Linked DNA regions of Homo sapiens: region 2 is linked to region 1. A link is a loop called in an ENCODE intact Hi-C map of the cell type or tissue named here. Cell type or tissue: PC-3. All regions are shown on one strand. Each heading gives the region's core, and the rest is flanking DNA. Links, peaks and the distances in the headings are about the cores only. Region 1 has its middle 36 kb from the start of ATP6V1G3. Region 2 overlaps LOC105371677 (a long non-coding RNA gene).

Region 1 (16,404 bases), core at 2,977-10,976:
GGCTAACTCCTTTTTCCAAAGTACAAAATAAAATGATTATTTAAAAAACTGATTGCTCCACAAATGCACTAATACAAAAAGTAGACAAGTTAACAAAAAGGAGAGAAAGAATAGATAACATTTTTTAAAATCAAATTATAAATGACAAAATTATGTTTTACAGATAAGGATCTAGCAATCATATTCAAGTTCAGAGTCATATGTATTTTATCAATGTTTAATAAGAGGAAATAGGTTTAATCTATAGTAGAAGTTATTAAATTAGATATTAACAGTGGTGCTCATCTCCCACTAAATTTTGAAGCAAAAAAGCAATTTAAGAATAGTTCTGGCCTGGGTTTCCAAATTAAACTTTATTTACAAAAACAGGAGAGTTACGACTCCTCCAAAAGAAAGAGTAGTTTTACCTGGAATAATGTAGAATTGCTGCAAATAATAAACTTAGGATGGTAAAAAAAAAAAACAAACAAAAACACAATGACAAGTCATAGAGCTTATTTAGAATAAGTCTTCAACCGATTTAGGTATGTTCTCAGTGCCTCCAATAGATAGTTGTGCAGGCCACTGAATATGCATTTTAGTACACAACAATCAGTAGAAATTTTCATACCTTCACCTCTGATTTCTGAATGTTATTGGTTTATAAATTATATAAATTTTAAATGTAATCAAATATAAAATATTTACAAAATTGGAGATTAAAGGATAAGGCAAATATTAAACAAATATAATTTATAATATGTTTCATTTCATTTATGAATGATTCAAAACATTTCAATTTCCCTGAAATATTTTTATGTAAAGTAAAATATCAAAAATGTTTTTTTATTGATATGTAAGAATATTTTCTTATGAGAAAATTATTAAGAATATATTTCATTATTGTTAAAAATTTATATCATAAAACAATTCTGATACTTAGTTTTAATTATTGTCATAACTCAAACATGTAAGCTACATTAATATATATATATCCAAAAGAAGAAATATATTATTATCTGTGCTTATTAAATCATGGTATATTTTATCTACCAACTATGCAAAAGTTTTTGTTTAAATGTTTCCATTAAATTCCTGGCACTTCCGATGTCCATCGGGTATTGCTGCATAATAACTGGAAGATTTTACAGTTTTATATTTTTAAAAATTAGTTCACACCCTGCAGAAATTTCACGGTAAAATTTAAGTTTAGAAAATGATGCTTTAAAGTTTTTTAAAGGTACTGCATCCTATGTGGCAAAACAAAGCTCAGAAATGAAAAATATTTTTATTCATCTGTTTTAATAGTGCAGAAAATGAATATATGCATTTCTCTGTTGAACCCTTGTGTTGTGAAACTGTCACAGGTCCTTCCGAATATCTTTACCTCCTGACAGAGGACCAGGCTCAATTTCTCTATTAATTTATAGCAAAGTACTTCCTTCTTTTTAAAAAAAATTACATGTTCTCATTTTTGCTTCCTTCACTTCAATGGGTTGCCATGAGTATTTCCTGTGGGAAGGCATTCCGCACTTTGTAGACCATTGGTCTAGCCTCTATATTAGCGAATACTGTGGTCTGTGGATGGGGTTCTGATCAAATGGATTGTGCTTGGGTCCACAATTGATAGCTTTGCTTGATAAACAGATTTCTTCTATTGAGTCACTATCTTCCCTCCTTCAAATTCTACTGTTTGGTCTTAGTTTAGTTTACTGGAAATGGTAAAAATCATATCACAATTGAGTATTTCAGGGCTAGAGGGGACTTTAGAAGCCATATGGCTTGGTTTCCCACTCAGCATAGGTATAGGTTTCCTAGATTTAGCAAATAAAAATACAGGGCATACACTTCTTGAATCTCAAATAAACAACACATTTTAAAGTATACATATGTTGGAAATATTTGCAAATACTTAGCATTCTGTGTTTTTTATCCAGCAACTCTGTATATGTGGCCTCTCTATCAGATTTTTAGCATGTGGGTAGCTAGCCTCACCCTTCTCTGAATAGAAAATAATATATTTTGGTACAAAAGGAGGTAATTGATTATAAATGGAGTATATATGTATAAACACTGAAATTGGCTAGGGTGACAGTTTTATTTTCATTTGCTCTTTGTTTTGCGTATAAATTATCCAACATCTAGTCACGATAGATCCTTAGAAGCTTTATGTAATGGCAACAAACATAATACAAAAAGTGAACTTCAGATTTTTTTTTTCTTCCTGAGACAGTCTCTCTCTGTCACCCAAGTTGGAGTGTAGTGGCGCGATCTTGGCTCACTGCAACCTCTGCCTCCCAGGTTCAAGCGATTCTCATGCTTCAGCCTCCTGAGTAGCTGGGACTACAGGTGCATGTCACCATACCCGACTAATTTTTGTATTCTTTTTTTTTGTTTTAGTAGAGATGGGGTTTCACTATGTTGGCCAGGCTGGTCTCGAACTTCTGACCTCAAGTGATCCACCAGCCTCAGCCTCCCAAAGTGCTTGGATTACAGGCGTGAGCCACTGTGCCTGGCCTTAAATTTCAGATCTTGAAGATCCAGGTCTCATGTGTCATCAGTGAGGAAGATGTACTACAAAATGTTGAGTTGATTAAAGGCACAAAATAATGGTGGCTGAACTGCACAGACAGCATATGTTTCCGGACTTCTGGTCAGAGAAAGTCTTCTTCACTGACTGCAGGATATTCTCCAAGATTCCTGGTAGGTTTGATCTTCTAGGACATCCACAGATCTCTAAAGAAACACCAGCCTTGGAGCACAGTTTGCTGTCTGAAACTTCGGTGTTTGCATTCATTTTCAAAGAAACTCCCAAAATGCACTTGTCAAATGATGCAGAGAAAAACTCACCTCCAAAATTCATTCTCAGTCATGGACAATGCATATTGCCATTCTGCTATAATCTTAAATGTGAGTTAGGATAAGGAAAAAAAAGAAAACCTCCTTTAAGCTGAAATCACTACTGAAATACAGCTGTTGTGTCTATGTAGCAGATTTGGAGACTACAAAAAAATGGGCTGTGGAGGTAAATTAAGAAGTTTGGACTCTAAGAAAAAGGTTCCTTATTATAGACATACTAAAGCTAGTACATGAGCTGGAGATGGAGCAGGGTCAGATTCAGGGTCATGTGATTTGTGCAGTCACACAAGGTCCAGCACCTAGAAATGCCCTATGCTTGGTTTAATGCTTTACTTTCATTGTCTTGAAATTCTTAATCATTTTGAGCAACAGGGGGCGGGGGGGTCCTGCATGTTCATTTGGCAGTGGGTCCTGGAAATTATGTAGCTGCTCCTGGATGACCACTTTGGCCAAGGCTGTGGTTTGTGGCCAGAGAGCAGAGCTTTCTCATATACTATATTCTCTTCAGCGACAGCTCTGTGTCCACAAGGTTTGCCATTATTCATTGGGGTCTATCACATGTACACTGTCCATTCAAGTCATGTCCATGCTTTGGACTTCCATTATCATTTCCTTTTGTATTCAATTGGTCGTAAGATCTATGGTTTCTACCTCTTGTATATATTTAAATTCTATTCCCTTTTCTATCTCCTCTGCGAATGACTCCCTTCAATCCTCTTCATTTCTTACTTGGTCAATTACACTAACTATGTTATTGGAATATCTGACTCTAGCTTAGTCTTATCTTCTCCAGTTCATTCTCTATAGCAGGTTCAAATTCTGCTTATTACAACTGACAGCTTTTGTAAGTAAAGTTTTCTTAGAATACACTTATATCCCTTAATTCACATGCTATCTATGGCTGCTTTCGTGCTCGAGCTGCAGAGTTAACACAGACTGGTATGGCCTGCAAAAGCTCTAGTTCTAGCTGCAGTTGCAACACAGACTGGTATGCCCTGCAAAAGCTAAAATACTACTTGGCCATTTACAGAAAGTTTGCTAACCCTTACTTTATAATTATGACAGAATCATCTTCTAACATGCACATTTATTATTATTATTATTTTACATTCTGGCTTAATTATTCTATTGTTTCAACTTAAACTCTAAGCTATTCAGCTTGGCATATTGATTTCTAAAGCAGTCTTCTGCCTACTTTAGCCTCTATACTAACGCACCTCAATATCAAGCGATGCCTTGACCATTGGTCCCTACGGGGTGGAGAGGAGTAGGTGGGTGGGAGGGAGGTGGAGGAAAAGTTTAGGGCAAGGTTGATCAGATTAACTTTAGAAGATTTTTCAAATGTCCCCTATTAAATGGCTGTCTTAGTCTTCTTGGGCTGCTATAACAAAATACCATATAATGGGTGGCTTAAACAACAGACACTTACTTCTCACAGTTCTAGAGGCTGGGAAGTCTAAGATCAAGTTGCTGGCAGATTCAATGTCTGGTGAAGGCTTTCTTTCTGGCTGGCGGACAGCCACGTTCTTATTATGTTCTCACATGGCAGAGTAAGAGAGCGAGCTCAGGCCTTACTTCCTCTTACTAATCCCATCATGGGGACCCCACTCTCATGACCTGATGCAAACCAAAGGCCCCAAATACAAATGCCACCACACTGAGGGTTAGGGGTTCAGCATATGAAGTTCAGAGAGACACAAACCTTCATTTCATTACAATGGCCCTTTGTGGGACCATATAAAAATGGGAAAACGGGGAGGACACATGTAGTTTGAAAAAAAAAAAAAAGAAACTCATGATCTCTTTTTGCTTCTCCTAATTCCTCCCCCCTTGAGAACCAATTATCTAGACATACCAAACCACTTTTGCTTCTCTCACCTCTGTGATTTTGCACATGCTGCTCCTCTCTCTGGAACACTCTCCCCCACCATGCGTCTCAGGCTAACTCCTAACAGCCTTTCAGGACCCTGTTTCAACCCTGTTGACATGACCTCAGATTCTCAGACTGAGCTAGATATCTCTTCTCTGTGTTCCCTTAGAATCAGTTTGTACTAGTTTTAGTATTTATTAACAGCATTTTAGTTGTGGCTCTCTTTCTAGTTGTTAGCCATTATATAATGATATATGTTTATATCATTAATTCTGGAAAAATGATTAGCACACAGTAGACATTCAATAAATGCTTGTTGAACTGATTGATGGAAGTTTTTGTCACTTGGCCAATAAATGGGAATGCATATATGTAAACCGTATTCAAGATACTGACATGTTTTTGTTCAGTTTTTAAAAATCAGTTAGGATTTTGATTTTATCATGAAGATTTTTTCTTCAGAATCTAAAATTGACTAATAAAGTTAAGTTTCTCTTTAAAAATAACCTTTCTCATCAATTTTATAAACAAAGATGAATATATATCCTCTAACCCTCTTCCTTTTTGTGATTATTTCTTATTTAAACATTCAAGTGATAGAAGAGCCCTAATCTACTCTCCAGAATTTGGTGGTGAGTTGTTGTTGTTATTGTTGCTGTGAACAATAAATTATTATAGCAAAATGCCACACAGGCTGGGCTGCCTGCTACAGATCATTAGTTACTTCTTTGCCTTCTAGAGCCTCATGGATTTAAAAAGACAAGACCAGGAAAAATATAGAGGATTTCCTTCTGCCCCTTGTTTGGAAAGCATGGCTTTTTCAAGGAGATTAAAACTAATTTTTATTCAGGCTGTAAATATAATATATAATTATCCAAACAGAAGAGATCTTCACTGATAAAAAAATACCCCAAATTCAGCATATTTCTATAAAGATTAACATTCACTGCTTACTATGTGTCAGATGTTATCATAAGCATATTCTATGCATATGCACACTAAAATTTTAACAGTGCTATATTACTGATGAGAAAAGGAGGCTTAGAGGGATTATGCTGTACTTAGTAGGCAGTGAGGTCAGAATTAAAACTCAGGTGTTCTGATTCCAGAAACTTCATACTTATCTGCTATATTCTAGTCCTTCTGAAACAAAGCACCCCTTTTCCTTGATGTGCAGTCAGGCTCCCTGGAATATATCGTGTAGTTACATAGCATGAAATTTTATTTCTAAAATAAAACTCTGCATAGTGTTTAGAGTGACCTACATAATATCAGAGGGGCAGTGGCTGCCTCTGTGACAGAGGAGGCATAAGAAGTCAGTCAAATGACTTTGTCAGCTTCATATGCTGGAAATTAAGAGTGACTGCAGGACTCTACTAGTTTGAGCTCCCAAGGTATAGAGGATTGGCCGTTGACTTTGAGCTTTCTCAATCATTTATTCTCATCTACTGATGGGAATAGCATATTTTGTCTTGGATTAAAAGAAAAACAACTTTGCAAGCCTCATTAAGCCAAGGATAATATCATCTCTAGAGATAAAATAACATGCCAGTCATTCAATCTACAAGCAAATAAAGTACATTTATAAGTATATTTGATTTTTACCATGTTAGACCTCAATGGACCTGTACGATGAATGCTGGGGCTTAGTGAGGCAAAGCATCAAATCCGAGGCCATGTGACAGAATTGGAACTAGAACCAAGAGGTATTATCTTTTTACCAATGTATCTAATGGTCACATTCCTTATTTCATGGTTGTGCATTTGGTCATTGATTGCTTGTAGCTCTTGGCATTAGGATAATTATTTATTATAAATGAAATAAATTTGAGTCAGTGATAATATGTTGTCAGGTATGTGAGGTTGCAATATACTTTATATCTTTAAATTCTTCAACCAACATACATATAGCACGTCACTTATGTGATAATATCTAACTCTTGATAATTCAAATTGGTTCTCATTCTTCTGATGTCATCAGTGCCAGTCTAGTTCTCTTTCTGATTATGACTATGGTGCTTACTTTAGTGTAGTTGCAGCCATAGGATACCAGGATTCTCAACTTTCCTTCTCTTGTCCTCCCTCTTCCTTTTCTTGTTTTTTATATTTTTCATTCCAGCTTTCTTAAAACATAAGGTCTTTGGTATTTTCTAAGACTTCCATCTGTGTTTTATTTCCTATCCTCTTTTATTTCTTTCAAAACTTGGCTTTGAAAGAGTTCACTTAGTCTTTTTTAAGTTTTTCTGTCCCCTCACCTAGGCCTGAAAACATGCTCAGGTACTCCCTAACACTGGAAATACCCTCTTAGCCCTGCCTGGAGCTAATAATCTTATTGTTCTTCTTCTATGCATCTCTAAGTTTCTTGAAAAGTGGTGTGCGTTAATTGCTACACTGCCTAACCACTAATTCATAGCCCCATACCATGTGTCTTGCTTCCCCATCCCTCTGATGAAATTGCTGTCTCAAAGGACAACATGAATTCATTATTGCCAAATCCAATGGCCTTTTCTTATGTTTGAGCTTCTTTTTCATGGCTGCAGCATTTGAGAATTTTTCTTTTCTTGAAAATATTTCCTCTTATACTCTGTGACCCCACCATTTCCTACTTTCCTCCCACCTTTGTATCACTTCTCAGTTTTCTTATCTAGTTCCTCTTCCATCTCTTTCCTCTTAAGCTCAGACATTCCCCCAAGGTTCTGTTCTCATTTATTTCCTCTACCTTTCACTCTGTCTTTGAGTCACTCATTCTCTTCCATAGCTTCAATTATCAGAGAAGTTGCTGACTTTCTGAGTCATAGACTTTAAGTAGCTGACCAAAGCAATGAAACTCCTCCTTCAAATATTGACATAATAATAAACCATTTTATAACATGTGCTCGTAACATTTATTGAGCACTTACTATTTGATCTATTAAATCCTCACAACAACTCCATGAAGCTGGATAAGAAAACTTGCCAAAGAGCCACACTTTCCAACTTAATATAGCTGGGATTCAATCCCCAGCAGTTGACTATAAATAACCTAGGGCACTCAAATTCTGCATATATTAGAAGAATTGTGGCACCTTGAATTTATTTGCAGGAACTCCTAAGCTATCACCACTAGGATGGTAGCTACAAAATCTTTCTGTCTAGCTACAGCCTGAATTCCATATAACTCTCTTTCTAGAATCGATTTTATTGAGGCAAATTGATGTAATATAAACTGCATATATTTAAAGTGTTCAATTTCATAAGTTTTGGCATATATACATATATGTATCTCTATAAAACCTTTACACTTTCAAGATAGTAAACACATCAATTTTCTGCAAACGTTTCCTGAATACCCTTCTCATTCCTTCTTACTTGCCCTCATTTCATTTGCCCAGAGGCAATTACTGATCTGCTTTCTGTTACAGGGAAATTTGCATCTTCTGGAGTTTTATAATTAATGGAATCATATCGTTTAGCCTTTTTATCTATCTTCATTCACTCAGCTTAATTATTCTGAGATTTATTCATGTAGCTGTATGTAACAACACTTTGTTCTTATTTACTGCTGAGTAGTATTTCATTATATGGATATACTAAAATTTATCCATTAACCTGTTTTTATATATATATTTATATATATATATAATACTTTAAGTTCTAGGGTACATGTGCATAACGTGCAGGTTTGTTACATATGTATATATGTGCCATGTTGGTGTGCTGTGCCCACTAACTCGTCATTTACATTAGGTATATCTCCTAATGCTATCCCTCCCCCTTCCCCCCACCCCACAACAGGCCCCGGTGTGTGATGTTCCCCTTCCTTTGTCCAAGTGTTCTCGTTGTTCAATTCCCACCTATGAGTGAGAACATGCGGTGTAACCTGTTGATGGACATATTGGGTTGTTTCCATTTTGGGATTATTGAAAACAATCCTGCTACAAATTTTTTGTGTCTTTGTTTGGACATATTCTTTTATTTTTATTGGGTAAATAACTAGGAGTGGACTTGCTAGGTATATAATACATATACTTTTACAACTTTTAAATGATGGCAAACAGTTTTGCAAAGTGACTGCACCATTTTACATTTCCATCCTCATTGTCTGAGAATTCTAGTGCTCCACATCCTTGGCAACACTTGGTATGGCCAGCATTTTTAATTTTAGCTGTTCTAATAGGAATGTACTGTAATCTTGCGGTTTTAATTTTCATTTACCCAATGACTAATACATTTGAGCATCTGTTCATGTGCCTCTTGGCCATACACTTGTATTCTTTTGTGATGTGTCTCTTCAAATAATTTTTCCATTTTAACAATTGAATTTTTTTCTTACTCTTAAGTTTTGAGAGTTCTTTATATTATCTGAAGAACTCTCAAATAATACAAATAATATCTGTAACAATTGCCTTATTACAGATATTATTTGCAAATATTTTCTCCCAGTCTGTGATTTATCTTTGCATTTTTTAACAGTAACTTTTAAAGGTCACACATTTTAATTTTTATAAAATACAATTTATTAACTTTTAATGGATTATTCTTTCAGTTTCATATCAATTAAATCTTTGTTTAATGCAAAGTCACAAAAAATTTCTATGTGTTTTACAAGTGTTAATGCTTTTGGTTTTGCATTTAGGTCTAGGATCAATTTTTAGCTAATTTTTGTATATGATGTGAGGTGCGAACCAAAGTTTATATTTTGCATGCCATTATCCAATTGTTCTAGCACCATTTGTCAAAAGACTATCTTTTCTCCACTGAATTGCCTTTTCACTGTTGCCAAAAAATCAGTTGTCTCTATATGTATGGGCCTGTTTCTGGACTCTGGTTTGGTCCATTGATCTATTTGTCTATTTTTTTTTTTTTTTGATGGAGTCTTGCTCTGTTGCCCAGGCTGGAGTGCAGTGGCGCGATCTCGGCTCACTACAAGCTCCGCCTCCCAGGTTCACACCATTCTCCTGCCTCAGCCTCCCAAGAAGCTGGGACTACAGGCACCCATCACCACACCTGGCTAATTTTTTGTATTTTTTTTTTTTTTTTTTTAGTAGAGACAGGTTTCACCGTGTTAGCCAGGATGGTCTCGATCTCCTGACCTTGTGATCTGCCAGCCTCGGCCTCCCAAAATGCTGGGATTACAGGAGTGAGCCACCGCGCCCAGCCTATTTGTCTATCTTAATACCAATACCACACTGTCTTTATTACTTTAACCTTAGTCTCGAAGTTAGGTAGAGCTAATCCTCTTTGTTTTTCTTTTATAAAATTGCTTTGGCTTTTCTAGGTCCCTTAAATTTCCAGCAAATTTTAGAATCAGCTTATCAATTTGTACATAAAAGCTTGATGAAATTTTGACTGGGAATACATTGAATCTATATATTAATTTGCAGCATATCTGCATTACAAAATATTGAGTCTCCTCATCCATGAACAGAAACAGTTCTGTACTTATTTAGGTTTTCTTTAATTTTTCTCAGTAATATTTTACAGTTTTCAGTTTGCATGGCTTGAGCATCTTTTGTCAGACTCATATGTAAGTAGTTGGTATTAATTGACGGTATTTTCATAGTTTTAAAAATTTCAATTTGTAACGTTCATTGGGAACAGTTAGAAATACAATTGAATTTTTATATTGATCTTTTATTCTGCAGCCTTGCTAACTCACTTAGCTTTTTTTATTAGCTTATTGTTCATTGAAGTTTTTACAGAAGTGATCACACTGCCATCAGATAAAGACAATTGTACTTTTCTCTTACCAATCAGGATGTGTTTTGTATAACTACTCTTGGCTTAGTAGCTAAAATATCTTGCACAATGTTGAAAGGAAGAGATAAAAGTAGACATCATTATCTCATTCCCCTTTTTAAGGGGAAAGCATTCAGTTTTCACTACTGAAAATAATATTAGCCATAGAATTTCCATAGGTGATGATTATTAGGTTAAGGAAATTCCCTTCTATTCCTAGTGTGCTGAGAGTTTTATCAGGAATAAATGTTGGATTTTGTCAGATGCTTCCCTCTGTATCAACCGAGAAGATCATAATAGATTTTCTTTTTTAGTTTTTTACCATGATAAATTACATTTATCAATTTTTAAATGTTAAACAAATCTTGCATTTCTGGGACAAAACTTGATTTGGATTCAATTTGCTAAATTTTATTTAATATTTTTGTATCTATTTTCATGAAGGATATTGCTCTGTTCTTTTCTTTTTTTTTAACGTCTTTTTCCAGATTTTGTATCTAATAGAAAGTGAGGAATAATTTCTTCAATTATTTGGACTAGTTTTTTTAGAATTGGTATGAATTTTTCCTTAAACATTTCATAGAATTTACCAGCAAAACTATGTGGACCTAAAGTTTTCTTTTTTGGGGATAATTTTTTCCCATTTTTTTATTCAGATAAAATATGCATAACATAAAGTTTATTATATTAACCTTTTTTCTATTTTTAAAAATTATTTTTATAGACTTTATTTTTAGAGCCGGTTTAGATTCATAGCAAAATTGTACAGGAGGTATGGAGATTTCCCAGACCAATATATTTGTTACAAATGATAAACCTACATTGACACATCATTATCACCCAGAGCCCAGTGTTAATATTGTTAAAAATTGCTTTTTTTTTTTTTTTTTTTTTTTGAGACAGAGTCTTGCTCTGTCCCCTAGGCTGGAGTGCAGCGGTGTGATCTCAGCTCACTGCAACCTCCGCCAGCTGGGTTCAAGCAATTCTCCTGCCTCAGCCTCCTGAGTATCTGGGATTACAGGCACCCACCACCATGCCCAGCTAATTTTTGTATTTTTAGTAGAGACAGGGTTTCACCATGTTGGCCAGGCTGGTCTTGAACTCCTGACTTCAGGTGATCCGCCAGCCTTGGCCTCCCGAAGTGCTGGGATTACAGGCATGAGCCACTGCACCCAGCCCCTCTCTGTCTTTTTTAACTGCTGTTGCTTTAAAGTTTGTTTTGTCTGATATAAGAATAGCTACTCCTGATTGTTTTTGGTGTTTATTTGCATGAAATATCTTTTTCTACCCCTTTACTTTAAGTTCATGTGAGTTCTTATATGTTAGATGAGTCTCCTGAAGACAGCAGAAACTCGATTGGTGAATTCTTACCCATTCTACCATTCTGTATATATATATGTGTGTGTGTGTGTGTATATATAGATATAGATATAGATATTTTTTTTTTGAGATGGAGACTCGCTCTGTCACCCAGGCTGGAGTGCAGTGGGGCAATCTCGGCTCAGTGCAAGCTCCACCTCCTGGGTTCATGCCATTTTCCTGCCTCAGCCTCCCAAGTAGCTGGGACTACAGGTGCCTGCCACCACGCCTGGCCAATTTTTTTTTTTATTTTTAGTAGAGACAGGGTTTCACCATGTTGGCCAGGATGGTCTCGATCCCTGACCTGGTGATCCGCCTGCCTTGGCCTCCCAAAGTGCTGGGATTACAGGTGTGAGCCACCGCACCCAGCCATTCTGTATCTTTTAAGTGGAGCATTTAGGCCATTTATATTCAATACTAGTATTGCAATGTGAGGTACTATCCTATACATTGTTGTCTGAATACCTTGGGTTTTTTTGTATTGTGTTATTGTTATATTGGTCTTATGAGATTTATGCTTTAAGGCGGTTCTATTTTGGTGTATTTCAAGAATTTGTTTCAAGATTTAGAGCTCCTTTTAGCAGTTCTTGCAGTGCTGGCTTGGTAGTGGTGAATTCTCTCATCATTTGTTTGTCTGGAAAAGACTGTATCTTTCCTTTATTTATGAAACTTAGTTTCAATGGATACAAAATTCTTGGCTTATAATTGTTTTGTTTAAGGAAGCTAAAAATAGGACCCCAATCTCTTCTAGCTTGTAGGGTTTCTACTGATAAATCTGCTATTAATCTGATATGTTTTCCTTTATAAGTTACCTCATGCTTCTGCCTCACAGCTCTTAAGATTCCTTCCTTTGTCTTGACTTTAGATAACCTGATGACTCTGTACCTAGACAATGACCTTTTTGTGATGAATTTCCCAGGTGTTCTTTGGGCTTCTTTTATTTGGATGTCTAGATCTCTAGCAAGGCTGGGGAAGTTTCCCTCAATTATTCCCTCACATATGTTTTCCACACTTTTAGATTTCTCTTCTTCCTTGGGAACACTAATTATTCTTAGGTTTGGATGTTTAACATAGTTTTTGATTTCTTTAAGTTGAACTTCACCTTTCTCTGGTGCCTCTTTGTTTAGCTTAATACTTGACTTTCTGAATTCTTTTTCTGGTAATTCGGAGATTTTTGTCTTGATCTGGATCCATTGCTGGTGAGCTGGTATGATCTTTTGGGGATGTTGAAGAACCTTGTTTTGTCATATAACCAGAATTTCTTTTCTGGTCCCTTCTCATTTGGGTAGACTGTTAGAGTCTGGGATTCAAATGCTGCTGTTTAGATTCTTTTGTCTCACAGGGTTCCCTTGTTGTGGTGTTCTCCCGCTTCGCCTAGAAATGGGGCTTCCTGAGAGCCAAACTGTAGTGATTGTTTTTGCTCTTCTGGGTCTAGCCACCCAGCAGAGCAGCTGGGCTCTGGGCTGGTACTGGGGAGTGTCTACAAATAGTCTTGTGATGTGATCCGTCTTCAGGTCTTATAGCCGTAGATACCAGCACCTGCTCTGGTAGAGGTAACAGGGAAGTGAAGTGGACTCTGTGAGGATCCATGGTTGTGTAAAATGTTTAGTGCGCTGGTTTTGTATTAGTTGGCCTCTAGCCAGGAGGTGGCACTTTCAAGAGTGCCTCAGCAGCCGGGCGTGGTGGCTCACGTCTGTAATCCCAGCATTTTGGGAGGCCGAGGCGGGCGGATCATGAGGTCAGGAGATTGAGACCATCCTGGCTAACACAGTGAAACCCCGTCTCTACTAAAAATACAAAAACTACCTGAGCGTGGTGGTGTGCACCTATACGCTACTTGGGAGGCTGAGGCAGGAGAATGGTGTGAACCCGGGAGGCGGAGCTTGCAGTGAGCCGAGATTGTGCCACTGCACTCCAGCCTGGGCGACAGAGCAAGACTCTGTCTCAAAAAAAAAAAAAAAAAGAAAGAAAAAAAAAAAACAGTGCATCATCTGGCCACCTATAGGGAAGATGTAAACTTGCCCTAGGGAAACCTGGTTAAGTATTCAGGTTTCTCAGGCCATGGATAGGGCCATAGAGCTCCCAAGAGATTATGACCTTTGTCTTTGGCTACCAGGGTGAGTAGAAAAAGACCAACAGATGGGGGCAGGGTTAGGTGTGTTTGAGCTCAGCCTCTCCTTAGGCAATGCTTGCTTTGGCTGCTGTGGGGCATGGAGGTGTGGTTCCCAGTCCAATGGAGTTATATTCCCAGAGGGATTATGGCTGCCTCTGCTGAGTCATGCAGGTAACTAGGTAAGTGGGGGAAAGCTGGCAGTCACGGACCTCACCCTGCTCCCATGCAGCCTGCAGTCCTAAAGGCCAGTCTCACTCCCAACAGCACTGAGTCTATTTCCAGGAAGTTGGTGACCAGAGCTAAGAACTTGACACAGACCATGAGCCTCCCCATTGAGAAAGCAAGTAAACTGGCAGGTTTTTGGCATCTCAGGGAGCCTGAAGGGGTGATCCATTTCCTACAAAGCGTCCGTGGATTCTCTTGGCTTTCCTGGTGTGTTCCTGTGGTCACTCTTGGATCAAAAATTTATGGTGTGAGTCTCCACACGCTGCTCTGTCCGTCCGAGTAGGAGCTGCAGGTTAGTCCTGCCTCCTATCTGCCATCTTGCCCAGAGTTAATATTCAGATTCACTCTTGGTGTTATACAGTCTATGGGTTTGGACAGATGTATAATGACTTATATACACCATTATAATGTTATACAAAGTAGTTTCACCATTTTAAAGTAAACAATTCAATGGCATTATGCACATTCACACTATTGTGCAACCATCACCACCTCTCACCTCCAGAACTCTTTGCAAAACTCTATGCCGTTGGACAATAAATTCCCATTCCCTCTCCTCCCAGCCCTAGCAACTACCATTCTACTTTCTGTCTCTATGATCTTGACTACTCTAAGTACTTCATGTAAGTGGAATAATACAGTATTTTTATTTTTTTATTTTTTATTTTTATTTTTATTTATTTATTTATTTATTTATTTATTTAGTATTTATTGATCATTATTGGGTGTTTCTCAGAGAGGGGGATGTGGCAGGGTCATAGGATAATAGTGGAGAGAAGGTCAGCAGATAAACACGTGAACAAAGGTCTCTGGTTTTCCTAGGCAGAGGTCCCCGCGGCCTTCAGCAGTGTTTGTGTTCCTGGGTACTTGAGATTAGGGAGTAGTGATGACTCTTAAGGAGCATGCTGCCTTCAAGCATCTGTTTAACAAAGCACATCTTGCACGGCCCTTAATCCATTTAACCCTGAGTTGACACAGCACATGTTTCAGAGAGCAGGGGGTTGGGGGTAAGTTTATAGATTAACAGCATCCCAAGGCAGAATAATTTTTCTTAGTACAGAACAAAATGGAGTCTCCTATGTCTACATCTTTCTACACAGACACAGTAACAATCTGATCTCTCTCTTTTCCCCACTTTTCCTCCTTTTCTTTTCGACAAAACCGCCATCGTCATCATGGCCCGTTCTCGATGGTCGCTGTCTTTTCGGAGCTGTTGGGTACACTTACCAGACGGGGCGGCCTGGCAGAGGTGCTCCCCACCTCCCAGACGGGGCGGCCGGGCGGAAGCGCTCCCCACCTCCCAGACGGAGCGGCCGGGCAGAGGCGCCCCCCACCTCCCAGACGGAGCGGCCTGGCAGAGGCGCCCCTCACCTCCCAGACGGGGCGGCCAGGCAGAGGCGCCCCTCACCTACCAGGTGGGGTGGCTGGGCAGAGACGCTCCTCACTTCCCAGACAGGGTGGCCAGGCAGGGGCGCTCCTCGCTTCCCAGATGGGGGCGCCGGGCAGAGGCGCTTCTCACTTCCCAGACGGAGCGGCCAGGTAGAGGCGCTGTTTAAATAATGCTGCCATGAACATGGCTATCTCTTTGAGACTCTTCAATTCTTTTGGGTGTATACCAAGAAGTGGAATTACTGGGTAATATGGTAATTCTGTTATTAAATTTTTAGAGAACTACCATACTGTTTTCCACAGAGCCTACACTATTTAACATTTTCACAAACAGTTCACAAATATTCCAGTTGCTCCACAATCTTGCCAACACTTATTTTCCAGTTTTGTTGTCACTGTTTTTAGAAATCATGGCTTGTTAATTAGGTAAACTTGTATTGTGGGGGTTTGTTGTACAGATTATTTCATTATCCAGGTATGAAGCTTAGTGCCTATTAGTTATTTTTCCTAGTCCTCTCCCTCCTTCCACCTTCCATTCTCCACCCTCCAATAGGCCCCAGTGTGTGTTGTTCCCCTCTATGTGTCCATGTGTTCTCATCATTAGTTCCCACATATAAGTGAAAACATGCAGTATTTGGTTTTCTGTTCCTGTGTTAGTTTGCTAAGGATAATGACCTCTAGCTCTACCCATGTACCTGCAAAGGACATTATCTCATACTTTTTTTATGGCTGCATAGTGTTCCATTGTGTATATATACCACATTTTCCTTACCCAGTCCCTCACTGATGGGCATTTAGGTTGATTCTTTGCCTTTGCTGTTGTGAATAATGCTGCAATGAATATACACATGCATGTGTCTTTATAATAGAATGATTTATGTTTCTTTTGGTA
Region 2 (16,404 bases), core at 4,731-12,730, 96 kb before region 1:
TAAGAGCTGAAATGTGCTAATTACCTTAATCTGATTATTATACATCATATAGTTCAAAACATCACAAAATATCTTAGGACTATCTACAATTATTACTTGTCAATTAAAAAAATAAAATTCGATTGTTTTTAGCCCACCTGAAAGCAGCTGCAGAAAGAGCCACTGTTTTTAAAACAGCTGAATTAAGTGATATAAACAGGAGGAGGCAGTGCAAGATGGCTGACTAGAAGCCTGCACCAATTGTCTTCCCCACAGGACTACCAAGCTGAACAACTATCCACACAAAAAAGCACCTTCATAAGAACCAAGAATCAACTCAGGTACTAGCTTGGCTACAGTGGGGTAGAGTGCATGGCAGGCTCTTCAGGTCCCTGATTCTAGGCCTTGGCTCTTGGATGGCATTTCTGGACCTGTCCTGGGCCAGAGGAGAACCACTGCTCGGAAAAGTGAGTCCCATGTCTGGCAGCATTCACAACAAGCTGACTGAAGAACCCTTGGACCTTGAATGAACATCGATGGTTTCCAGGCAGTACTCACCATGGGCTTGGGGCAGGGGTGGCCACAGAAAGAGATACCTCTGCTTGTGAAAAGGGAAAAGAAGGTTGCAACCGACTTTTTCCTGTGGCTTCGGTGCCAACTCAGCCTCAGTAGAATAGAGCACCAGGTAGATTTCTAAAGTTTCTGACTCCAGACCCTGGCTGCTGTACAGCATCTATGGACCTGCCTGGAACCAGGAGGAACTTGTCACCCTAAAGGGAAGAACACAAGCCTGGCTGGCTTCACTGCCTGCTGATTGTAGAGCCCTAGGGCTTTAAGCAAATGTGAGCAGTAGCCAGTCAGTAGTTGCTATGGACCTTGGATGAGATCCAGTACTTTGCTGACTTCTGGCCTGCCCAGTGCAGTTTCAGTGGCGATGGCCACAGGGGTGCTTGGTGAGCCATCCCCCAGCTCCAGGCAGCTCAGCACACAGAGGGAACTGATGTTTGGTGGGAGAAAGTAAGGGAAGAGAACAAGAGTCTCTGCCTGGTATTCCAGGTAATTCTCCCAGATCTTAGCCAAGACAACCAAGGCAGTACTTCAACAAGTCTTCAAGAGCCACAGTGTTTCTGGGTTTGGGATGCCCCCTAATGCAGATATGGCTGCAGAGACCAAAAACTTAGATCACAACACTCGAGTCCCTTCTAATACCTAGAAAGTCTTCCCAAAAAAGATGGGTACAAACGAGCCCAGATTGCAAAGACAAAAATAAATACCTAACCCTTCAATGCCCAGACATTGACAAACACCCACAAATATCAAGACTATCCAGGAAAACATGACCTCACCAAATGAACTAAATAAGGCACCATTGACCAATCCTGGAGAGACAAGGATATGTGACCTTTCAGACAGATAATTTAAAATAGTTGTTTTGAGGAAATTCAATGAATCTTAAGATAACAGACAAAGAATTCAGAATCTTACCAGAGAAATTTAACAAAGAAATTGAACTAATTAAAAAGAATCAGGCAGAAATTCTGAAGTTGAAAAATGCAACTGACATACTGAATAACACATCAGAATTGCTTAACAGCAGAATTGGCCAAGAAAAAGAAAGAATTAGTGAGCTTGAAGGTAGGCTATTTGAAAATGCACAGTCAGAAGTGACAAAAAGAAAAAGGAATAAAAAAGAATGAAGGCTGCCTACAAGATGTAGAAAATAGCCTCAAAAGGGCAAATCTAACAGTTATTGGCCATAAAGAGGAAGTGGAGAGATAGATTGGGGTAGAAAGTTTATTCGAAAGGATAATAACAGAGAACTTCCCAAACCTAGAGAAATATATCAATATTCAAATACAAGGTTTATAGAACATCAAACATATTTAACCTAAATAAGACTGTACCTCAAGACATTTAATAATCAAACTCCCAAACGTCAAGGATAAAGAAAGTATCCCAACAGTAGCAATAGAAAAGAAACAAATAACATACAATGGAGTGCCAACAAAATAAAATCAAAAGGAAATAAAGACTTAAATCTAAGACCTTAAACTAAGACCTCAAACTAAGAGTAAATCTAAGACCTCCACAATATTTAAATTTTAGAAAACATTGAGGAATCTCTCCAGGATACTGGTCTGGGCAAAGGTTTCTTGAGTAATACTCCACAAGAATAGGTTATCAAAGCCAGAATTCACAAATGGGATCACATCAAGTTAAAAAGCTTTTGCACTGCGAAGGAAACGATCAACTAAGTGAAGAAACAACCCACAGAATGGGAGAAAATATTTACAGTCTATCCATCTGACAAGGAATTCTTTTACTTACTATTACACTTTAAGTTCTGGGGTACATGTGCAGAATGTGCAGTTTTGTTACATAGGTATACACGTGCCATGGTGGTTTGCTACACCCATCAACCCGTTACCTACATTAGGTTTTTCTCCTAATGCTATTCCTCCCCTGGCCCCCCACCTCCTGACAGGCCCCAGTGTGTGATGTTCCCCTCCTGTGTCCATGTGTTCTCATTGTTCAACTCCCATTTATGAATGAGAACATGCGGTGTTTGGTTTTCTGTTCTTGTGATAGTTTGCTGAGAATGATGGTTTCCAGCTTTATCCATGTCCCTGCAAAGGACAAGAACTCATCCTTTCTTATGGCTGTGTAGTATTCCATGGTGTATATGTGCCACATTTTCTTCCAGTCTATTATTGGTGGACATTTGTGTTGGTTTTAAGTCTTTGCTATTGTGAATAGTGCCGCAATAAACATACGTGTGCAGTGTGCATGTGTCTTCATACTAGAATGATTCATAATCCTTTGGGTATATACCCAGTAATGGGATTGCTGTGTCAAGTGGTATTTCTACCTCTAGATAATTGAGGAATCACCACACTGTCTTCCACAATGGTTGAACTAATTTACACTCCCACCAACAGTGTAAAAGTGTTCCTATTTCTCCACATCCTCTCCAGGAAAAAAGTCATTGTTTCCTGACTTTTTAATGATCGGCATTCTAACTGGTGTGAGATGGTATATCACTGTGGTTTTGATTTGCATTTCTCTAATGACAAGTGATGATGAGCATTTGTTCATGTGTCTGTTGGCTGCATAAATGTCTTCTTTTGAGAAGTGTCTGTTCATAACCTTTGCCCACTTTTTGATGGGGTTGTTTTTTTCTTGTAAATTTGTTTAAGTTCTTTGTAGACTCTGGATATTAGCCCTTTGTCAGATGGATAGATTGCAAAAATTTTCTCCCATTCTGTAGGTTGTCTGTTCACTCTGATGGTAGTTTCTTTTGCTGTGCAGAAGCTCTTTAGTTTAATTAGATCCCATTTGTCAATTTTGGCTTTTGTTGCCATTGCTTTTGGTGTTTTAGACATGAAGTCTTCGCCCATGCCTATGTCCTGAATGGTACTGCCTAGGTTTTTCTTCTAGGATTTTTATGGTTTTAGGTCTTAGGTTTAAGTCTTTAATCCATCTTAAGTTGATTTTTTGTATAAGGTGTAAGGAAGGGGTCCAGTTTCAGTTTTCTGCATATGGCTAGCCAGTTTTCCTAACACTATTTATTAAATAGGGAATGTTTTCCCCATTGCCTGCTTGTGTCAGGTTTGTCAAAGATCAGATGGTTGTAGATGTGTGGTGTTATTTCTGAGGCCTCTATTCTGTTCCATTGGTCTGTATCTCTGTTTTGTTACCAGTACCATGCTGTTTTGGTTACTGTAGCCTTGTAGTATAGTTTGAAGTCAGGTAGTGTGATGCCACCAGCTTTGTTCTTTTTGCTTAGGATTGTCTTGACTATGTGGGCTCTTTTTTGGTTACATACAAAGTTTAAAGTAGTTTTTTCCAATTCTGTGAAGAAAGTCAATGGTAGCTTGATGGGGATAGCATTGAATCTATAAATTACTTTGGGCAGTATGGCCATTTTCACAATATTGATTCTTCCTATCCATGAACATGGGTTGTTTTTCTATTTGTTTGTATCCTATCTTATTTCCTTGAGCAGTGGTTTGTAGTTCTCCTTGAAGAGTTCCTTCACATCCCTTGTAAGTTGTATTCCTAGGTATTTTATTCTCTTAGTAGCAATTGTGAATGGGAGTTCACTCATGATTTGGCTCTCTGTTTGTCTGTTATTGGTGTATAGGAATGCTTGTGATTTTTGCACACTGATTTTATATCCTGAGACTTTGCTGAAGTTGGTTATCAGCTTAAGGAGATGTTGGGCTGAGATGATGGGGTTTTCTAAAGATACAATCATGTCATCTGCAAACAGAGACAATTTGCCTTCCTCTCTCCCTATTTGAATACCCTTCATTTCTTCCTTTTGCCTGATTGTCCTGGACAGAACTTCCAATACTATATTGAACAGGAGTGGTGAGAGAGGGCATTCTTGTCTTGTGCTGGTTTATAAAGGGAATGCTTCCGGTTTTTGCCCATTCAGTATGATATTGACTGTGGGTTTGTCATAAATAGCTCTTATTATTTTGAGATATGTTCCATTGATACCTAGTTTATTGAGAGTTTTTAGCATGAAGGGTTGTTGAATTTTGTTGAAAGGTTTTCTGCCTCTCTTGAGATAATTATGTGGTTTTTGTCATTGGTTTTGTTTATATAATGTTTACGTTTATTGGTTTGTGTTTGTTGAAGCAGCCTTGCATGCCAGGGATGAAGCTGACTTGATCGTGGTGGATAAGCTTTTTGATGTGCTGCTGGGATTCAATTTGCCTGTATTTTATTAAGGATTTTTGCATCAGTGTTCTTCAGGGATATTGGCCTGAAATTTTCTTTTTTTGTTGTGTCCTGCCAGGTTTTGGTATTAGGATGATGCTGGCCTCATGAAATGAGTTAGGGAGGATTCCCTCCTTTTCTTTTGATTGGAATAGTTTCAGAAGGAATGGTACCAGCTCCTCTTTGTACCTCTGGTAGAATTTGGCTGTGAATCCATCTGGTCCTGGATTTTTTTGGTTGGTAAGCTATTAATTGCTGCCAATTCAGAACTTGTTATTGGTCTATTCAGGGATTTGACTTCTTTCTAGTTTAGTCTTGGGAGGGTGTATATGTCCAGGAATTTATCCATTTATTGTAGATTTAGGTGTTTATAGTATTCTCTGATGGTAGTTTGTATTTCTGCGAGATCGGTGGTGATAACCCCTTTAGCATTTTTTGTTGCATCTATTTGATTCTTCTCTCTTTTCTTCTTTATTAGTCTGGCTAGAGGTCTATTTTGTTGATCTTTTCAAAAAGCCAGTTCCTGGATTCATTGATTTTTTTTGAAGGGTTTTAAGTGTCTTTGTCTCCTTTAGTTCTGCTCTGTTCTTATTTATTTCTTGTCTTCTGCTGGCTTTTGAATTTGTTTGCCGTTGCTTCTCTAGTTCTTTTAATTGTGATGTTAGGGTGTCAATTTCAGATCTTCCCTGCTTTCTCTTGTGGGCATTCAGTGCTATAAATTTCCATCTACACACCTGCTTTAAATGTGTCCCAGAGATTCTGGTATGTTGTGTCTTTGTTCTCATTAGTTTCAAAGAACATCTTTATTTCTGCCTTCATTTCATTATTTACCCAGTGGTCATTCAGGAGCAGGTTGTTCAGTTTCCATGTAGTTGTGCAGTTTTGAGTGAGTTTCTTAATCCTGAGTTCTAGTTTGATTACACTGTGGTCTGAGAGACTGTTTGTTATAATTTCTGTGTTTTTTTTTGTTTTTTTTTTTATTTTTATTTTTTTTTGCATTTTCTGAGGAGTGTTTTACCTTCAATTATGTGGTCAATTTTAGAATAAGTGTGATTTGGTGCTGAGAAGAATGTATATTCTGTTCATTTGGGGTGGAGAATTCTGTAGATGTCTATTAGGTCTGCTTGGTCCAGAACTGAGTTCACGTCCTGAATATCCTTGTTAATTTTCTGTCTGATTGATCTGTCTAATATTGACAATGGGGTGTTAAAGTCTCCCACTATTATTGTATGGGAGTCTAAGTCTCTTTGTAGGTTTCTAAGAACTTGCTTTATGAATCTGGGTGCTCCTGTGTTGGGTGCATATTTATTTAGGATAGTTAGCTCTTCTTGTTGCATTGATCCCTTTACCATTATGTAATGCCCTTCTTTGTCTCTTTTGATCTTTGTTAGTTTAAAGTTTGTTTTTTCAGAGATTAGGATTGCAACTCTTGCTTTTTTTTGCTTTCCATTTGCTTGGTAAATATTCCTCCATCCTGACAAGGGATTCTTACCTGGAATATACAAGGAGCTCAAACAAGTCTACAGGAAAAAAATCAAATAATCTTATTAAATAATGGGCAAAAAATCATAATAAACACATCTCAAAAGAAAACATTCAAACAGAAAACAGGCATATGGAAAAGAGCTCAACATTACTGATCATCAGAGAAATGAAAATCAAAAGTACAATGAGATATCATTTCATCCCAGTAAAAATGGCTTTTATCAAAAGGATAAGCAATAATGAATAATGGGGCTGACGTGGAGAAAAGGGAACCCTCATACATTGTTGGTGGAATGTAAATTAGTACAACCACTATGGAGAACTGTATGGAGTTTCTTCAAAAATCTGAAGATAGAACTATTACATGTTCTAGCAATTCCACTACTGGATATTTATCCAAAGGAAATAAATCAGTATGTGGAAGAGATATCTGCACTCCCATGTTTATTGCAGCACCATTCGCACTAGCCAAGATTTGGAAGCAACCTACATGTTCATTGACAGAAACGTGGATAAAGTGGATAAAGAAAATGTGGTACATATACACAAGGGAGTACTTATTCAGCCATAAAAAGAATGAGATCCTGTCATTTGCAACAACATGGTTGGAACTGGAGGACATTATGTTAAGTGAAATAAGCTAGGCACAGAAAGACAAATTTTGCATGTTCTCAGTCATTTATGGGAGTAAATTTTAAAATAATTGAACTCATGCATATAGAGAGTAGAAAGAAGGTGATCAGAGGCTGGGAAGGGTAGTGGTTGGGGGTGGGAAGTGGGGGTGATTAACAGGTACAAAAATATAGTTAAATAGGATGAATAAACTTTAGTATTTGATAACACAACAGGGTGACTACAGTCAACAGTAAACCAACGTGCATTTTAAAATATAGAGCATAATTGGAATGTTTGTAACAAAGAGAAAGGATAAATGCTTGAGATGATGGATACTCCATTTACCCTGATGTGATTATTATGCATTGTATTCCTGTATCAAAATATGTCAGTTACCCCTTAAATATGTATGACTACTATGTATGCACAGAAATTTTTTACAAAATTAAATTTTAAAAAAGAACTCAAGCCAAGTAAACAGATTCAAGGAAACTTTAGTGAATTATTAGCTCTATGTAAGAGGACAATAGTCTAGTCTCTAAAATACCTTGTGAATTGAATGTAGAACAGAGAGTGGGTATTTTGAAAATAAGATATCATTAGGTCACTTTTTTGATAACTTTTATTTTAACTTTGGGGGTACATGTACAGGTTTGTTACATAGGTAAACTTGTGTCATGTGGGGTTGTTGTCCAGATTATTTAATCACTCAGGTATTAAGCCTAGTTCCCATTAGTTATTTTTCTTGATTCTTTTCCTTCTCCCACCCTCCACTCTCGGATAGGCTCCAGTGTGTGTTGTTCCCCTCTATGTGCCTATGTATTCTTATCATTTAGCTCCCACCTATAAGTGAGAACATGCAGTATTTGGCTTTCTGTTCTGACATTAGTTTGCTAAGAATAATGGCCTCCAGCTCCATTCATGTCCCTGCAAAAGACATGATCTTATTCTTTTTTATGGCAGCATAGTATTCCATACTACAGTATAACCTGTATGGAAGGACCATGAACCTAAAAATAATCATTTTATAAGTATAATCTGTAAGTTCACTCGCTAACTGTTCTTATCTCTGCACATTCAGGGCTGAAGTTAGAGTGATCATGAAAGATTTAAAGTTGTGATCTGGCGATTGCTTGAGTACTGGTCCTCGCTATCCCTGTTTCATGTAGTGTAACCTGGGTGAGTTGATTAACCTTTTTGTGCCTTGATTCCCTAATCTACAAAATAAGAATATCAATGATTTCTACTTCAAAGATCGTGGTGAAGATTAAATTAGATATCAATTAAAGTGTTTACACAGTGCCTGTCATATGGCAAGAGCTCAGTAAATATTAGCCAAAATAAATACCATAAATTCTGGTTAATGAATGTTATTAGAAGAAGAATCAACTATGAAAAAAACATACTTAGGGTTTAGAGTTAAAACCAAATAAAGTTTACTGGAGGTCTATGAATGCTTTTAATAATACTCATGCTTGTTTCTATAGGGCCTATGGGTAAGTGCCTGATATAAATGACACAGTCATGTTGATATGACCAAATTAAATACCTTTAGCTTTTCTTTTTTGGTCTCTGAAGCTTTTCCAACATCTTAACTCACTATCATGTGTAGTTTTTTTCATAATACAGTTCAATACTTTTTATAAACATACATGCAAATTAAGACAACAGCCTCAATGTGTTCCCAGCAGCCAATTTTCTTTTCCTTTCATTGTATTCATTGCATTTAAGACAGTAACCTGCTGAAATGGGTGCATACAAAGTATATTAGCCAATAACCATCTCTTCTCTGAAGGAGGGAGGTTAAAAGCAAGAAAAACTATTCCAAGGTAGGAATGTTGAGTTTTATTGCCACTACTTTGATTAACTTGGACTCTTGTAGAAAGAGTAGCTCTTGTAGTGAAGCAATTATTCCCCCTGATGGAAGGTGCTCATAAGTACCTCCCTAAGCAAAGTGGCACCTGTCCCGTGGAATGCCCCATACTAAGAAGAATACCAAAAGTGGAATCCAGACAACTGGGCTGTAGTTAAGCTTCTTTGCATGTGATCTCTGTAAGGAAGTGTTTCTCCACCTGTAAGATAGCATAAAAATTACTATATATCAGGGTTATCTGTGTCATCTAAAGACATATAAGTAAAATACTTGGTAAATTATAAATAATTATACAAATAGAAGGGATTAAATTATTGCAAATTTTTATTTTTACATAATGTTCACATTCCTTCTTTTTGTGACAAAACCTTGGTGTTGTAAAGCAAACAGGGAGAGCACTTTGGTAGGAGCAAGGTAAAGAGATGCTTGTTTGTCTAAGTGCCTTGCCATGTTTCACTTGGCTTCTGTCCTCCTTAGTGACAGAAACAATTTTTGGATAGGTAGTAAGTGGGTACCCTAAGGAAGCTGGCTGGGCATATGGCCAGATAAGTTTCAGCTGTGGAATGAAGCAAGTACATGGCTACTCAGTATATGTCTTTCATTTATTCACCCATTCACCTGCTTACTCACTCATCTATTCATTGATTTATTTATCTAGACATCATTCATCAAATATTTATTAAATACTAGCCCAGATGCTCGGGATCAGAGTGCTGACATATAAGATGGTTGTAATACATTGCTGAATTTGGGATTAAAAAATAGATCTAGTCTTTGCCCACTTTTTCACCATTCTCTCTCCCACCCCCTACCTACCCACCGCTGTCCCTGTCTCTCTCTGTTACAGCCATACACATCCTATTTCTATCACTTAATCATAGCACTCTTGTTCCTGACTGAGGAACTTTGCACTTCCTCTTACCCAGGTTTTCACCTGCTGAATCATTCCACCACTTAGGCTGTAGATCCAGACTCCCCTCTTTGGAGGCTTCTTTCCTTATTGCTCTAGCTAAAGTAGCACCTTCCAACCTCTTACCTATACTTTTCTATTTCCTAGCCTTCGTAGTTCTTATCACTAGCTGAAATTACATACATTTGTTCAGCTTCCCTCAACTAGAACATAAGCTTCAGGAGCTCAGGGATGAAGTTATCACCAGTGCCCCGAGCAGCACCTGGCTCAGTTCTTCACATGCTTACCTGGCATATAAGCTCAAAAATATTTATTAAAAGGATAAATGAAAAGGGAAGATGAAAAATGATAGACATTCTGTGTCCATCATCCTTCCACAAAACACTACTTATATTACAGATAAATATTATACTGTCCTTCTCAGGAAATTTCAGAAGGCAAGAAAGCTATATTCATGGGATTTTAAAGGATAAGAAAGCTGCATTTTTTCACCAGTTCATGTAGCTACATCTTAGCTGTATTTTGGGTAAGTGTAAGTGACATCTAAAGTCTACTAGCACGTATTTTTAAATAGTGGACATAGACACTTGTCTCCCACCTACCTCCTGACCAGGATAGTTTAAATGCTCCTTATCTGTTCTGTCACACTGGGAATATCTCTAGGGCTATACTTTCTATATGTACTACTTAGTGATTGCTTTTACTGCTGGATCCACCCTAGACACTAAGCTCTCTTTCTTATATACTTTGCTTTCCTAGAATCAAACATGGGCCCTGTACAAAGCAGATAAAGGGCAATTGTTTCTTGACCATTCCTTTGCGCAATAGAAAGAGGAACTTTTATGTATTAGAGATTGTGGTAGTTGCAGAGAATAAAACTGTAAAGAAGATGGGCATGGTTCCTGCACTTATAGGGTAAATAAAGCACATGGGTAAACACAGGCTAAATATTTTTAGTAGTTACACCATTAACAACAATATGGATAGAGCTATTGTTCATGTCCAACTGTCAGATAACAACAAATAGATTGGCAAAGGAGCTGTAAGTGGATGAGAAGGGCCTTTATTTGATTCCAGCAGTTTGTGTCAGGCTAGATGATACATTTATTTCTAAATTGATTTTGACTAGCCATAAGCATCAAAATTCTCATTAGGAATTTGAAGTCATAATGTGATGCCTCTTACAACTAACTGTGTCACTTCTATGTATTCTTATTGGAAAATTATTCTCTTTGAATATTAAAATTGACATTACTACCTTTTGAAATATTAAAAGGATCTAAATATTTCTAGTGAAAGATTTGACATATAGAAAAAATTCTGCCAGAAACAAAAATCAAGCCTATAGTGTAATTTGAGATTTCCTTAAAGCCCTCCCTGACCCTTATATATCTTTTCCATATTTGACAAAGAGCAGATTCTTTCTACTATTAGCCTGAATTCAACACAAGTCTTTCATTGCACATGAAAGCTTAGATTCAATCATCCATTAATTTATCCAACAAGTATTTTTTGAGAACCTACTATGTGCCTGGCACTGTTTTATACTTTGAGAATAACAGTAATAGTGGAGATGAAATCAGGCAGTGCAAATAAGCAGAGATGTGACTGAGATAATTTTACATAATGAAATAATATTTAAAAAGATGGTGGTTAGGGATAGGAGATACATTAGATGGGGTGGTCAAAAAAGATCTCCCTGGCATGTTGATTCTGGAAAAGAATAGCCCGTATGATTTAACAATGAGGGAAAATAGGAGATAAATCAGCATGTAGATGATATAAAAATAGAGCCACAGATGATAGTACATTTACCATGAGAAAAAGTCAGCATAGATTTCTATAAGTGAATCTTGGACACCATTGACAAGGAAGAATGGAATTTCCCCAAATATAAACTAACAAGTTGGCATAGAATTCTGCATGTGACAGTGTCCTATAAGTGTTATACTAATTATCATTAATATTTCAATGTCATATTTACTGGAATTTTGCAGTAATGAAGTTTGGGTCTTGTAATCACAGCCAATGTTAGCATTTCTTAAGGAAATCCATATGACTTGAATTATCTTTACTACTGTAAAATGAAGGACAATAAAAGTCATAAAGCAAAAGCAACTGTAATACTAACTAAATAATATGACTGTCATCTTGTGTAAAAGGAAGTTGCTTGACTTTGTGTAAATAAGAATTACTGAACTGGTACTGAAACATAAAAAGCCAAAGTCTACTACCTAATAGTTTCACCAAGAAGATAAGAGAAAACTCACGATTTAGGAAATGTAAGGTGAATTGTACCTACAAAGTGAAAAGATATTAATACAGATTAATCTTACAAGATTAATCAACTATAAATTAGATCATTAGAACTTTAAAATTTAATTGGATTCATTACTTTCTAGTAATGGTATGAAATTTAATTATAAGACACACTACAAAATTTCTTGAAAAATTAAATTAGGACGTGGAAAAGTTTACTGCAGTTTGTCTGTGGGCAGTTCAGCTCCTGGAACATTGCACTTGAAAGAATATGGATTTTGAAAAGCACAAAAAAAAAAGGAGAGGTCAACTACACTATAAACTGTAGGTAGACAGAGATCCTACCTCTTATTTCATTTAAAATCCATGTGCCCCATATTAAGCACATGTCTAATAGGCCAAGAAATCAGTCTCCCACAAAATGTTTATTTGCCCCATTTTATAGGCAAGGCACTATGATACATACCAGATATTGAAGTTGGCTTTCATCTTACTACCTAATTGGAGGACAGAACACACACACACACACACACACACCCACACACACCCACCTTGTGATGTAATACTGTATAATGTAATAAGGCACCAGCAAAACTCCAGCAAATGTATAGTTATCCCACTTGATTTATTTAGACATGGATTCATATTGTCAAGGCACCATTCTTTAAAAAGTATTCCTTTGCAGATTTTCCTATTCTGTGGACTAGATTCTTGACTAAAATTATACATGAGTTGTAAAATACATGATGAGGCCCACATATTTCAGGGACTGATCTTTTAATGGAGTGATGAATGTAAAGACAATCAAATGGAGCTGGGAAGATTGGATATCAGTATGCACAACAATGAAACTAGATCCCTATCTTTCACCATCTACAAAAATCGACTCAAAATCGATTAATGACATAAATGTAAGTACTGAAATGATAAAAGTACTGGAAAAAATGCTGAAAAACACTCCAAGATATTAGTCTAGATAAAGATTCTACAGCTAAGACTTCCAAAACATATGCAACAAAAATAGACAAAAGAGACTATATTAAACTAAAAATCTTCTGCACAGCAAAGGAAACAATCAACAGAGTGAAGAGACAACTTGTTTAATGGGAAAAATATTTGCAAACTATCCATCCATCAAGGTATTAATATCTAGAATATACAAGGAACTCAAATAACTCAACAGCAGAAAACCAAATAACCAAATGATTAAAATGTGGACAAAGCATCTGAATACACATTTCTCAAAAGAAGACATACAAATAACCAACAAATATATGGAAAAATGCTCAACATCACTAATCATCAGAGAGTGCAAATCAAAACCACAGTGAGATACTATCTTACCCCAGTTAGGATGGCTATTACAAAAATAACAAAACAAATAACAAATGCTGGAAAAGATGTAGAGAAAAGAGAACATTTATGCACTGTTGGTGAGAATGTAGATTAGTAGAGCATTTACGGAAAATAGTGTATGGGTTTCTCAAACTAAAAATAGAACTACCATATAATCCAGACATTCCACCACTGGGTATTTTTCCAAAGGAAAGGAAGTCAGTATATTAAAGGGATACCTGCATCCCTGTGTTTATTGCAGCACTACTCACAATAGCTAAGATATGAAATCAACCTAAAAGTCCATCAACAGATGAGTGAATAAATAAAATGTTATACACAATGGAATACTTTTCAACCATAAAAAGAATGAAATCTTGTCATTCACGGCAACATGAATACATCTGGAGGACATTATGTTAAGCAAAATATGTCAGGCACAGACAGATAAACACTATATATTCTCACTCACATGTAGGAACTAAAAACAAATTGAGCTTATGGAAACAGTAGAATTGTGGGTAATAGTGGATGTGAAGGAGAGAGAAAGGGGAGGATGAGGAAAAGTTGATTAACAGATACAAAATTATAGTTAGATAGGAGGAATGAGCTCCAGTATTCTGCAGGACTGTAGGGTGAAAGAATATGATCAATGATGAGTTAATGTATATTTTCAAAAGGCTAGAAGAGAGGATTTTGAATGTTTACAACACAAAGAAATGATACATGTTTGAAGTGATTGATATGCTTACTCTGATTTGATCATTGCACATTGCACACACATATTGAAATACCACTCTGTATCCCATAAATATGCACCATTATTAGATGTTAACTGAAAATAAAAGAAAAAATAAGGACATGTTTATATAATAAGTTAAAAATCCTTTTTATAACCATCAAAAAAAGATTAGTTTAGAATCCCACATTGTGAAATTAAATTTGTGCAGTTTACCAAACAACTAACATATACAAAAAAACAATAAATGCATGCTATGTGATCCTTATGTTGACAGTATCTCTTCACTTAAAAACTGCTGAAACTCTTAGCTAGCTCTGGTCAAGGGACATTTTCTCCACATTATTAAATCACTTTCTTTTAGATCTGTGATTCTGATTATTATTCTGCAGTATTGCACTTTCTGTGCTCTGTGTATCATACCACAACGTAATGTTTTAGACCATGGACAGTAGAGTTACACATCCTACCCTTGACTATGGCTCTACCCTCACTTTATAGTTGTGTGACCATAGGTAAGTTGCTAAGCCTCTCCAGGCTTCCGTTTATTTTCTGTATGATGTAGATGACTATAGTACTATAGTGAGCTGAATGGTAACCTCCAAAGAGTATTCCCTTGTTGTAATTTCTGGAACCTATGAATGTGATCTTATTTGGTTACAGGGTCTTTGTAATGTAATTAAATTGAGGATCTCGAGGTAAAATCCTCCCAGATTCTCTAGGTGGATACCAAATTCAATGACAAATGTCTTTATAAGAAGCGGAAGAGAAGAATATGTGGACAGGAGAGGGGAGTTGATGTGAAGTCAAGAGGCAGAGGTAGGAGTCACGTGGCCACAAACCCAGGACACCATGGAATCCCAACAACTGCCGGAAGCTGGAAAAGGCAAGGAGGGTTCTGCCATAGAGCCTCCAGCCCTGCTGGAATCCTGATTTCTGACTACTGGTCTCCAGAACTGTGAGAAAATAAACCCAATCTATGGGAATTTGTTACAGCAGCCATAGGAAACCGATTACAAGTATTCACATTAGAAATCTGTTGTGAGGATGTAAATCAATTGGTACGATGCCTGGCATTGAGTAAGCACTCAATAAAGTTTAGCTGTTATTGGTACTGGAATGATTGTCTTTTGTAGTGATGTCTGTTGGTTTTGTGCCTGGTATTGTTTCATCCAACTTCTATAATATCACATTGATTTACCTTTGGGCAAACTAATGATTTTTTAAAACTTAAATGACACACATGCATACAAAATGATTGGTACCAATTCATCTAGAAGTACTAAAGTGATTCTACATTTTCTCCTGCCATCAGACTCAGATGTGTCCCATTTCTTGGCCTTTGTTCCGTGTGGTAGAGTGTACGATAGCCTTTTTTCCTCTTAAGTTATACCAAATACTTATTCATCGACACATACTAGGAGCTATAAAATAATAACTACTCATATTATCTCCAGTCTTAATCTCCAGCTAATTTTCAGGCTACATTTCCTCATTGCTTATTGTATTATTGCTACTTGATTGTTTTCAGGTGATTTCACTTCAGCATGATTAAAAGAAAACTGTTTCTATTCTTCAAAAGCTCTTTTTTAGACCCCTCCTTCTATGATAATTTTCTTTTTTAATCAGACTCCAAGTCTTAGTCATCTTTAACTTATTTCTATCTGTCATAACTAATAACCTATTAATGCCATGTACTATTATTCAACATTTCTTAATGTCTTTTTATTGCTCAATACTCAGCCTTGTTTTGATTTATGATGTTTCAGACTGAGATTACTGAGATAAATATTTAGCTGGATGCAAGATTTTTTCAACACCCTTTATTTAGAATTCAAGCTTCTAAAGATAAACTTTCTTAAATATTGTTCAAAATGTATATTTTCCTACTAAAAATTACAGTTCTACTTATTTAATCTAACAATAGGAAATTACAAAATAATTGATCCAGTAGTCATATAGTGAAATACTCATAGTGATTAACAATGTGTTGATGTGCTAAATAAGAAAACAGGATATAAAACTGTAGAAAATATGACATCAATTTTGTTAAATACAAGTACTCACACTAAAGCTGATGAAATGTGTTCATATGAAAACAGCAATCATATTTAAGTGGTGATATTGGAAGTAATTTTATTTTCCTTTTATATGTTATTTTCTTCTGATTTTTCTTCAATGGGTAGGTAAATCTTTTAAAATTAGATACAGTAAATGTTCTATGTTTAAAATATATATGTAGTGGCTCCTCATGCTCTGTAATAAAATTTGTGTCTCCTTGGCTATTCTTCAAGACCTGCAATCTAGCCCAGCTGACCTTATTTCCCACTCTATCCAAGCACAAATCTCTGTGCTTTAGTCATAGCTGCACTGACCCATAGGTACCCTATGGCCATTCCTGGCCTTGTGCATTCATCGTGTTCCGTTCAATGTGGTCTACCTTGCATCCAAATTCCACCCATCTCTTAAGGCCCAGAGATA

Evidence for each region. A loop is a pair of places that touch in the nucleus more often than their neighbours do. Peaks named below come from ENCODE experiments on the same cell type or tissue, not always from the same donor. Only the 100,000 strongest peaks of a DNase experiment are listed, where the experiment ranks them.
Region 2: it touches region 1 in a loop (4-fold over the local background); 1 of 110 quality-filtered maps calls a loop at or near these places.

Annotation. Positions count from the first base shown.
Region 1 is chr1:198,568,811-198,585,214 of GRCh38, forward strand. No RefSeq gene overlaps it. Among named protein-coding and RNA genes, the nearest start is that of ATP6V1G3, 36 kb to the left of the region's middle. In PC-3, for the core only: no CTCF peak of the experiment used is centred there; DNase peaks (open chromatin) are centred at 7,481 and 8,891; H3K27ac peaks cover 2,470 bases.
Region 2 is chr1:198,471,467-198,487,870 of GRCh38, forward strand. The region is part of intron 1 of LOC105371677 (a long non-coding RNA gene); the gene reads right to left. Among named protein-coding and RNA genes, the nearest start is that of ATP6V1G3, 61 kb to the right of the region's middle. In PC-3, for the core only: no CTCF peak of the experiment used is centred there; a DNase peak (open chromatin) is centred at 9,225; H3K27ac peaks cover 636 bases.